Linked DNA regions of Homo sapiens: all the other regions are linked to region 3. A link is a contact called in ENCODE Hi-C or POLR2A ChIA-PET data. All regions are on one chromosome and are shown on one strand. Each heading gives the region's core, a stretch centred on a gene start or an enhancer-like site at or near the end of the contact. The rest is flanking DNA. Distances are from core to core; before and after follow the strand shown.

Region 1 (2,921 bases), core at 116-2,615, 940 kb before region 3:
AAGCCTCATTTTGTTATGCCCCTGGCCAAAGTTGTCCTCCTGAGTAGGGAGGAACTTGGCCTCTGTCCCCACTAAGGAGACAGAGTAGGGACAGGACTCAGCCCCCACCTCTAACACACTTTTTTCTATACCCTCCTATTACCAGATCTTATATCACCTCCTATCATTGGTGCCATCCCCACTGACTGCAAAACCTTGAAGGAACGAAGATAAACAGCATCCCACAGTCAATCTTACTCACGGGAGTTAACCCTATCGACCGCATGTGCACAAGACCAGACGAATGACCAACCTTTACCCCTTGCCTCATCATAATACTAAAATCCCCACCCGGGAAGGGACTTTGCTGCCATTTTGTGATCCTGCGGTGCGGGTACTAACCTGCTTGCTCACTGCACCTGTGCGCCCTGCGCTCCACTCTGCACATGTCACGACACTCACATAGCTCATGTAGATGCCTGTCAACCTTCCTAGAAACACCAGACATACCCTGGGGAGCCAGCCAGAGAACTCTCCCTCCAGTGCTGTATCCCTTGTGTTCAAATATAAACCTGGAATAAAGTCTTGTCTGGGGAACTTGCTTGGCCTTGTGTCAACTTCTGTTGCATGGGGGCCCAAGAACCTGCGGTCGGTGACACTCCTCCTGTGTTCTTGCCTCCGTTAAATGGTTCCCACAGCTCAGTCTCCCAAGGAGAATCATGCGTATGACCCTTGATGCCTCCCCTCCCTGAGTTTTCACATCCCACCAGTCACGAAATCCTGGTGATGCCACCTCAACCATTGCACTTCAGTTGTCCCTTCCACCACCTACCATAGAGGAGACCCTGGAGTCCACAGATGAATTAGGAAGACAGCCTCCTGACTGCTTTTCCTCCACAAATCTATCCCCACACCACAGCATTCTCAAAACATATGTACTGCCAAAGTGAGCTTCCTTTTTTTTTTTTTTTTTTTTGAGACAGAGTCTTGCTCTTTTGCCCAGGCTGGAGTGCAGTGGCACAATGTTGGCTCACTGCAACCTCTACCTCCCAGGTTCAAGCAGTTCTCCTGCCTCAGCCCCCAACAGCTGGGATTACAGGTGCCCCCCACCGCACCCGGCTAATTTTTGTATTTTTAGTAGAGACAGGGTTTCATCATGTTGGTCAGGCTGGTCTGGAACTCCTGACCTCAGGTGATCCACCGGCCTCGCCCACCCAAAATGCTGGGATTACAGGCATAAGCCACCTCTCCTGGCCCAGAGTGAGCTTCTTACATATCAATTCCACCTCCATCCAGTCTCTCTGGCTCCCTGCCTCTGGGCACATTGCAGGCTCTGAAGCTGCACACAAGACCCCTCCCAGTCAGCCCACATCCTCCCCAGGCACCGTTTGCTACACACACACGTGGTTTCTCACCACTTCCTGGATGTCTTGTAGTCTTTCATGACTCTGGGCCTTTACATATGTGGTTGTCTTTATTTTGCCCTTCCTCTCACCCCTTGAACTCTTCTCTAGGTGGGAAATCACATTGTCTAGTGGGATTTCGCCAGTCCTCTGGCAGACAGAGTCATTACCTCCCCTACCACCATTCCTGGCTTTCTGCATGCACCTGCAAAAATGAGCCTTAACCATTTTTAGACATTTCTCCCCAGTTATGTGTGAATTCCCCAAGAGCAGGGGCCATGCTTTATTTACCTGTGTATTCTTAATAATTGATACAGTGACTAGCAAAAGAAGTGCCTTGAACGTGAATGTCCAAGTCACCTGGGTTTTTTGGCCTAAAGCAGGCATCACTGCTGTAGAGGTTAAAGGAGCAAAAGAGACGGGACAGGAGCACAGAGGGAGGGGCAATGGTGTGTCTTCTTGGCTAGGAAGGAAAAGCAAACATATTGAATACCTACTTTATATACCAGCTGAGGATCAGCTATCTGTCCACTACTTTACATATGAAACATAACCTCATATGAAACCCATCCTGGCCTGACACTGATCATATTCGCGGAAGGGAGAGGGGGTGGTTGGATGGTGGTAGCAGCTGGAAGAGAGGAGACGACAGCGGCTGGGATGAAGGCAGCGTGTGGTGAAATTACCAGCACCCTGGTCGTGCTCTGCTGAAGCAACCGTCACCAAGCCAAAGCCCCGTCTCAGTCTGGGCAGGACACACGAATATGCCCTTCCTGGCCAAAATCTCCTGGAAAGTATGTCATAAGGGAAGCAGCATGGGCTTCAGAGCCATGGAGACTGGGGTTCAAATCCCCCCTCAGCCATTGCTAGCTATGTGACCTCAAGCAAGTTACTTAGCCTTTCTGATCTTCAGACTCCTCTCTTGAAAAGGAAAGAAAAATACTTATTTCACAGGATTCATTCCCGGAGAAGATATTTTTTCAGTCCTCATTTGTGCCACCTTCATCTAGTCAATGGGAATATAGTAGCTTCAAATATAATAGGTACTTTGGGGAGGCCAAGGCAGGCGGATCTCTTGAGGCCAGGAGTTTGAGACCAACTTGGGCAACATGGCAAGACTCTGTCTCTATGGAAATTTTTAAAAATTAAAAATTAGACAGGCATAATGGCACATGCCTGTAGTCCTAGCTACTCAGGAGGCCAAGGCAGGAGGATCATTTGAGTTCAGGAGTTCAATCCTGCAGTGAGCTATGATCAGACCACTGCACTCCATCCTGGGAAACAGGGCGAGATCCTGACTCAAAATATACTATACACAGACACAACACACGCACACACACACACACACATACACACACGTAAAGTAGGTACCTAATAAATATTAGTTTCCTTCCTTTCTGCTATTTATACTCTGGGCAAAACACAGAATCCTTAGAGAAGTCCTCTACACTTTTTTTTTCCTCCAATGTACATTATTTTATCCTCCAAGTAAGATTATCTAATAATAATACTAAGACCTAGCCAGATGCAGTGGTTCAC
Region 2 (2,992 bases), core at 368-2,867, 780 kb before region 3:
AAGACTCCATCTCAAAACAAAAACAAAAAAAACCTATAAGAAACTGACATTGTTAGAAATGAGATCTGTTTTGTTTTCTGTGGACGGCTGACTATGCCCACGCCTGTACGTGTATGCTCTTAATTCCAGGCCAGCAAAATGGTAGCCCTGAAGTTAGTGATAACCTCTCCCTGAATCTGAGGGAGGAAAAGCGTGGAAAAGTTGCCCTCTGCCATCACGAAGCTGTCAGTGTTCTAGAGCTGAGATGATATTTATTACTGTATCAGCGAAGTTTTGAAGTGTGACTAGCTTTGGCGTACAAGAAATACCTCATTTCTTCTTTTTAAATCTACTTAATATGAACTGTAAACCCCCCTTCTACAAGGCTGAGGGGAAATTGAGACTCACTTTTCACTGGGCATTCCTCCCTCCCCATCTCCAGTATTGTGCAAAGAAGGGCCTGGAACCTACTGTAATGCCTAGGATTTGGGGAACACATGCTGGTTGTTGTTCCTTTGGTTGCCCTAGCACTGCCAAAACTGTCACACCCGCCCCGTGACCCCTCCAGGCAAAAAGATCTGCTGCTCTGTGCCAGATGTGAATTACGAATCTTTATCATGGCTGGGAGCCCTGTTCTTGGGGTGCTGATGGTGCAAGGCATGGGTCCCATTTGATCATGGACCCCATGGTCATTTCCCTTCCGACTTAGGAGAATCTTGCACTGCTGCTCCCTCTGCAGTGGCCTGTAATTTAAACATCCCCAGAGGCAATAGGCAGAAAATAGGCCACTCTTGGGAAGAAAACTGGGAGACCAAATCCATGTCACTGAGTATCTATGACTATATTATCTTGCCATAGGAACTTATAAAATAAGGGTAGCAAAAGTCCTGCCAAGGAAGCACTGGGTCTTAGTAGTCACTAGCCACATGTGGCAATTTACATTTAAATTAATTAAAATTAAATAAAAATTCAGTTTCTCAGTCAACTGTTCACATTTCAAGCACTTAGTTGCCACACGTAACCATCGTATGGAACACGGTAGATAAGGACCATCTCCGTCATCACAGGAAGTTCTGTTGCGTGGCACTGGTCTGTAACAAGCCTCACGTGTCTCCAGTAGCAGTTGAGGGTGGCCCCACTATTCTTGCTTATTTTCTTACTCGGCTTAGCCTTAGCAATTTAGAAAGTAGAATGACGTAAGTAGAAAGCCAGGGGGAAGTGGTGACTGCAGTGAGTCACGTTATTTCTCGAGGGACCAGTTCTGTGGGTAGGGTTGGTGGAGCCTTGCCCGTCTTTCTTGTGGTCCCAAGTGTCGCTGAGACGCTTGGACAATCCACTGGAATCCCTGTTTCTAAGAATCCCTGTTTCTTTAAATGGGTTTGGGTTTTATCTCATGGAATAGAATCTTGGACTTTATACGAGCACATGACTATATTTTTTTTTTGTTAGGGCTTCATTTCCTTTGGAGGAAATGCCAAGAAGGGGAGTGTGGAAGAGGCGCGACTGGTTTGGTTCTGTTAACTGTGATGTGTGATGTGCACATTTGGCGGCAGGCAGACAGCTGGCCAGGACAAGGCTGCCCCGGGGAAGCAGTGAGCCTGTGAGCAAATTGAAGACAGATGAAAAGGGGCACAGTGGAAAATCACCCAAGTTTCATGCCATCTGCATGTACCAGTACCGGCGAGACAGCAAAGAGCCACACTAGCTCAGCTCAGTAAATAGTTCGTTACATATCAGACGTTGTATAGACAGGATATGAAAATGGACTGAGACTGCCCCTGCCTGCAGCCAGCTCTCCATCTGAGAACCCTCTCAGTATGGGCTTATTGGAATTCTCCTTATTTCCCTTGGCCTACTCACTCCAAAAAGATATTCCCTACTTCTCTCTTAATTTCAGCCCTAAGTAACATTCTCCATCTGGCAAAATGGAAACAAGGAGAAAATTATTTGGGAGTTGGGAATTTGAAGACCATGCTTGCTGGCTTTGGCTTTGGAAAAGTAGGAAGCCCATGGAACTGAGCTGCTGGTCCTTGAATGAAAAGGAAGACACTGCTGTTTTTGTCCTGCTCTGCATGTGGTCAGTCCCCTCCCTCCCTGCCCACCGCAGGTATTTTTGCTTCATTGCCTTGTTCACGTTTTTGCTTTGTAGGCACTTCCCTATGCCAGTGCCCCTGTGCATTCATCATCTCCATCCTTAATTGCTTTAAGAAGCCTTTTGAGAATCGCCCTGGGGTGCCTGCATAGCAGCTGCAGCAGTAGGGCAGACGGTCTTGTGGGTGTGAACAGAGTTGGTTGTTGGCTTTCTTCTGCATGACTTTGGTGTCGATTCTGAACGGGACTCCAGAGATGTTTTGAGGGTGGCACTACCATGGCCTCCCAGGAAGCCTGCTGTGGAAATGCAGCACTTACTGGGCACAGAAGGTCTTGGGCATTTCTGTTAATTAGACTCCACATTATGGGTAGGATAAGGGAGCCGGCTCATTCATGTAATGCCCAGAGACTAGGATGATGGCTCAACAGAATCAGAGCATCCCTGTTTTTTTTTCTATATTGGAGGATAGCTTTTTTCCCTTCTCTTCTCACCACTCGCTTGGCTCCCTCCTCTCTTCTTACCTGATGACTTTGTCTTTGGCTGGGAGCAATTTGCCCCTGCCTTATATTCGTTCTTGCATAGGTTGTAGGAGATGACCCCTGAATATGGTCCCTCCATCCAGGCCACACAGCAAGTATGCTGTGGGTCTGAGGTGCCTTTGACTAACAGGCACTGGATGTCAGAACATGAAGACCTGGTCATTCCCAAACATGGCTGCAGTTTAGAATCGCCTGGGGAGTGTTTAAAACTCCTGGTGTCCAGGTCACAGCCCATGCCAACTGCCTGGGGGTGGGAGCCAGATAACAGTTTGTCAGAGATCCCCGTACAATTCTGATATGTGGCAAATTTTAAAAATTACCGTAGGGGAAGGGTGTGGTCCTTTGAGGTGTGAGCAGTTACACCTGAGCATAGGTCCATCTT
Region 3 (2,737 bases), core at 193-2,692:
GTTACACATGACACTTAAGGAGTGGCAGTAATTCTTATTACTCTAAAATTTCTATTTATAAAAGTTGAAAATCCTGTATGGATTTAGATATTCTTATAAGGGATGGTACAATTTACAAAATAAGTAAAAGCAACTTACATGACAAAATTATTTTGCATTTTTCTGTAATAACTTATTATATTGGTCCCATGATAATGGATGACATAATGTTTAAAATTCAGGAGTTATTTCTAAACCTGAGGATTGCTTTCATTTAAAAAAAATTCTGTTATAAATGTTTCAGCAAAGTTTCTTCAAGTTGAAATTAATAAACTACACTCTAAAAACGACAGCGACTCAAGGAAGGTTGTCCAATTTGGCATTAGAGCATAATCTTGATTGCAACACTACATTAAGGGATTTTGCTAAATTAGAGAAAAATAAATTTGTGGAAAAAACATAAAGATGATTTATGAATTGCTTGTCTCTAGAATATTAGGCATCCAGATATCACCAGCCCATCATCAGAACAGTGAGACTTCTGTGATAATGGTTAAATTCAGTCACTTTTGATGTTTTGCTGACATTTGGTCATATGAACGCCAAAGCTTTGCAAGAATAATTGGCAGTGTGAGAATAGAACACACTTTGGCAGCTGAATTTATAACTTTTAAATATTTGGGCACATGGCATATAGGCCTCCATTTCTCCTCCTGCCCCACTGCGCAAATGTTGGTGGCGGGCTGGAGTGGGTGGTACCGGGATCCGAGGGGCTCTGCCTTGCAGTCCCGCAGCGCGGGGCTCCGGGGAGCTGCGGGGCAGGTGCCAGAGACCCCGCCCCCGCCGCCCACCTCCTCGGGAATTGGCTGCCCTGGTCCTAGGGGGCGGCCCCAGGGTCGGGATGAAGTCTGGGGTCGCGGGCGCGGGCTGCGTGGGGTTTCAGTTACTCGTGGAGTTTCAGTTACTCGTGGACAAAGCGCCGCGCGCTAGCATAGCGGCCCGGGCGGAGTTCCCCTTCCCTTTCCCTTTCCTTCCACATCCGCACGCTCGTTCTCCCTCCGCGCCTTGCCCTCCTCCCGACTCCTGGGTCCGGCCCCTTCGGGGGAGGGTGGGGCGCTCGGGTCTCCGGGTCTCGCGTGCGTGTGTCCGAGCAGTCCTGGGCGGTGGGCGAAGGCGCGGCTTGGGGACCCGGGAGGGGCCGGGGCGCGGGGGCTGCAGGAAGTGGAGGCGGCCGCCGCTCGGGGACCGGCTTGGCGGGGTGAGAGACACCCGGAAACGGATTCCGCTTCGGGGCCCGCGCGAGTTGGGTGCTTCGGAGGGCGCGAGAGGAGCGGGCGGGTGCTGCTGAGTAATCCCCGCGGCGGCGGCCGGACGCCCACCTCCCACGCCGCGCCGCAGCCGGGCCGCGGCTCCTCCCTCCGCGGTCCTTCCCTCCTCTTCCCTCCCGTCTTCTCCCCTCCCCTCCCCTCCCCTCCCGGCTCCGCTTGGCTCCGGGCAGGTAGAGCCGGGCTCCGGGCGCGCGCGGGGCCGCAGCAGCTGCTCCCGATCTCGCCTCGGCCCAGCGCAGGGCCTCGCACGCCCATGGCCGGCTCGGAGCAGCAGCGGCCGCGGCGGCGGGACGACGGAGACTCGGACGCGGCAGCGGCGGCGGCGGCGCCCCTGCAGGACGCGGAGCTGGCCCTGGCCGGCATCAACATGCTGCTCAACAACGGCTTCAGGGAGTCGGACCAGCTTTTCAAACAATACAGGTGACCCACGCGTCCCCGATTCCCCAACCCTGCAGCGCGCACCTCGTGTCCGGCTCACGCGCCTCGACCTGCGGCCCCCGGGAGCCCCCTCCCCCTCCTGTCGGTCACCGATTCCGGTCCTCAGGTCTCCTCCCTGGCAAGATCAGCCAGAGGGAATGCGCCTCTGCCACATCTCCTCGTCCACCCCCTACCCCCGGCTCCGTTGTCCTTTCCCTCCCGGGACCCGCCGCGCGCCCGCCCCGCGCGCCCGCAGTCCCCCTCTCACTTTCTCCCAGCCTCGCCCTCCCACAGACGTGCCCGGTGCCGGTAGGCTCCTCTCTGCAGGGCAGCTGGCTTTGGGACCGGATGAGATTTGAGGCAGCAGCGAGCCTGGGACCCGGGCTTGTCGTGACTCTGGCTCGCGTGCTGCCCCGGCAGCCTTTGTGACACGGAGCCCTCCGGCTGCCTGCTCCTCGCGCCTCGCATGGCTCTGCAACATTGTGCAATTCCAGACGCTTTTATTGTTTGAAAACAGATACGCACAATTGCTTTGCCGTGCAGGAATTTAAAAATTTCAGCTCAACTCTGCCCACTCATCTCTCTGCCTTGTCTTCTGCAAACTCAGTCCTCAAAATGAGTTCCTGATGTCTTTCAAGCAGGCGTTATTTATTAAGAATTTTTCCAACGTAAATAAAGGAAGGAAGAAAATGGAGGGATTTTTAAAAAGTATGAGAATGGTAGGAAAACACGTGTGTTCAGTTAATTTTTTATTTGTCTTTTAAAAAATAAAGCGAAAGAACTGAAACCTGGTAGTTTTCCTGTGGGAGTGGAAGGAACCTTCATTTCTTTGGGGACCTGGAGTGTTTGTTCTCGGGTTGAGGAAGCAAGTTTGTGATTTGCCGTCTGATTGTTGACGAGCCTTAAGGACGTTGATTAGCAGCTTTCCCCAACACGTTTAAGGACCACATGCTTCACGCTATGGAGACCCTGTAGTTTGGTTGGAATGAGAGGACCAATGTACAACTGTGACC

The links. Hi-C counts contacts between places; a loop is a spot of excess contacts on that map. ChIA-PET counts read pairs that join two places held with the same protein, here RNA polymerase II (POLR2A). Pooled maps may share reads with other maps.
Region 1: a loop to region 3 is called in a map of naive thymus-derived CD4-positive, alpha-beta T cell, with 5 times the contacts of the local background. The contact joins the enhancer-like site here to the promoter of TTC39C in region 3. A Hi-C loop is called at or near these places in 1 of 168 maps with a recorded cell type or tissue (naive thymus-derived CD4-positive, alpha-beta T cell) and 8 of 50 pooled maps. POLR2A ChIA-PET finds 5 or more read pairs at or near these places in 1 of 52 experiments (naive thymus-derived CD4-positive, alpha-beta T cell).
Region 2: a map of GM12878 shows a loop between it and region 3 (5-fold over the local background). The contact joins the enhancer-like site here to the promoter of TTC39C in region 3. A Hi-C loop is called at or near these places in 4 of 168 maps with a recorded cell type or tissue (GM12878, OCI-LY7, naive thymus-derived CD4-positive, alpha-beta T cell and 1 more), 12 of 37 single-sample maps with no recorded cell type and 12 of 50 pooled maps.

What each region holds. Positions count from the first base shown.
Region 1 is chr18:23,070,151-23,073,071 of GRCh38, forward strand. No RefSeq gene overlaps it. Among named protein-coding and RNA genes, the nearest start is that of CABLES1, 64 kb to the right of the region's middle. Within about 2 kb of position 1,366, at least 4 of the 41 ENCODE cell types and tissues checked have a DNase peak (open chromatin) inside an H3K27ac peak, as active enhancers do.
Region 2 is chr18:23,230,359-23,233,350 of GRCh38, forward strand. The region is part of intron 4 of CABLES1 (Cdk5 and Abl enzyme substrate 1); the gene reads left to right. Among named protein-coding and RNA genes, the nearest start is that of CABLES1, 96 kb to the left of the region's middle. RefSeq lists enhancers at 1,383-1,542, 1,663-1,712. Within about 2 kb of position 1,618, at least 22 of the 41 ENCODE cell types and tissues checked have a DNase peak (open chromatin) inside an H3K27ac peak, as active enhancers do; they include GM12878, OCI-LY7 and natural killer cell, where a contact is called at or near this core.
Region 3 is chr18:24,013,312-24,016,048 of GRCh38, forward strand. TTC39C (tetratricopeptide repeat domain 39C) reads left to right here and starts at 1,443. Exons shown (of 14, transcript NM_001135993.2): 1 at 1,443-1,727. The coding sequence starts at 1,561. TTC39C-AS1 (TTC39C antisense RNA 1) reads right to left here and starts at 2,149. Exons shown (of 6, transcript NR_110796.1): 1 at 1,993-2,149. RefSeq lists silencers at 680-1,599, 1,680-1,859.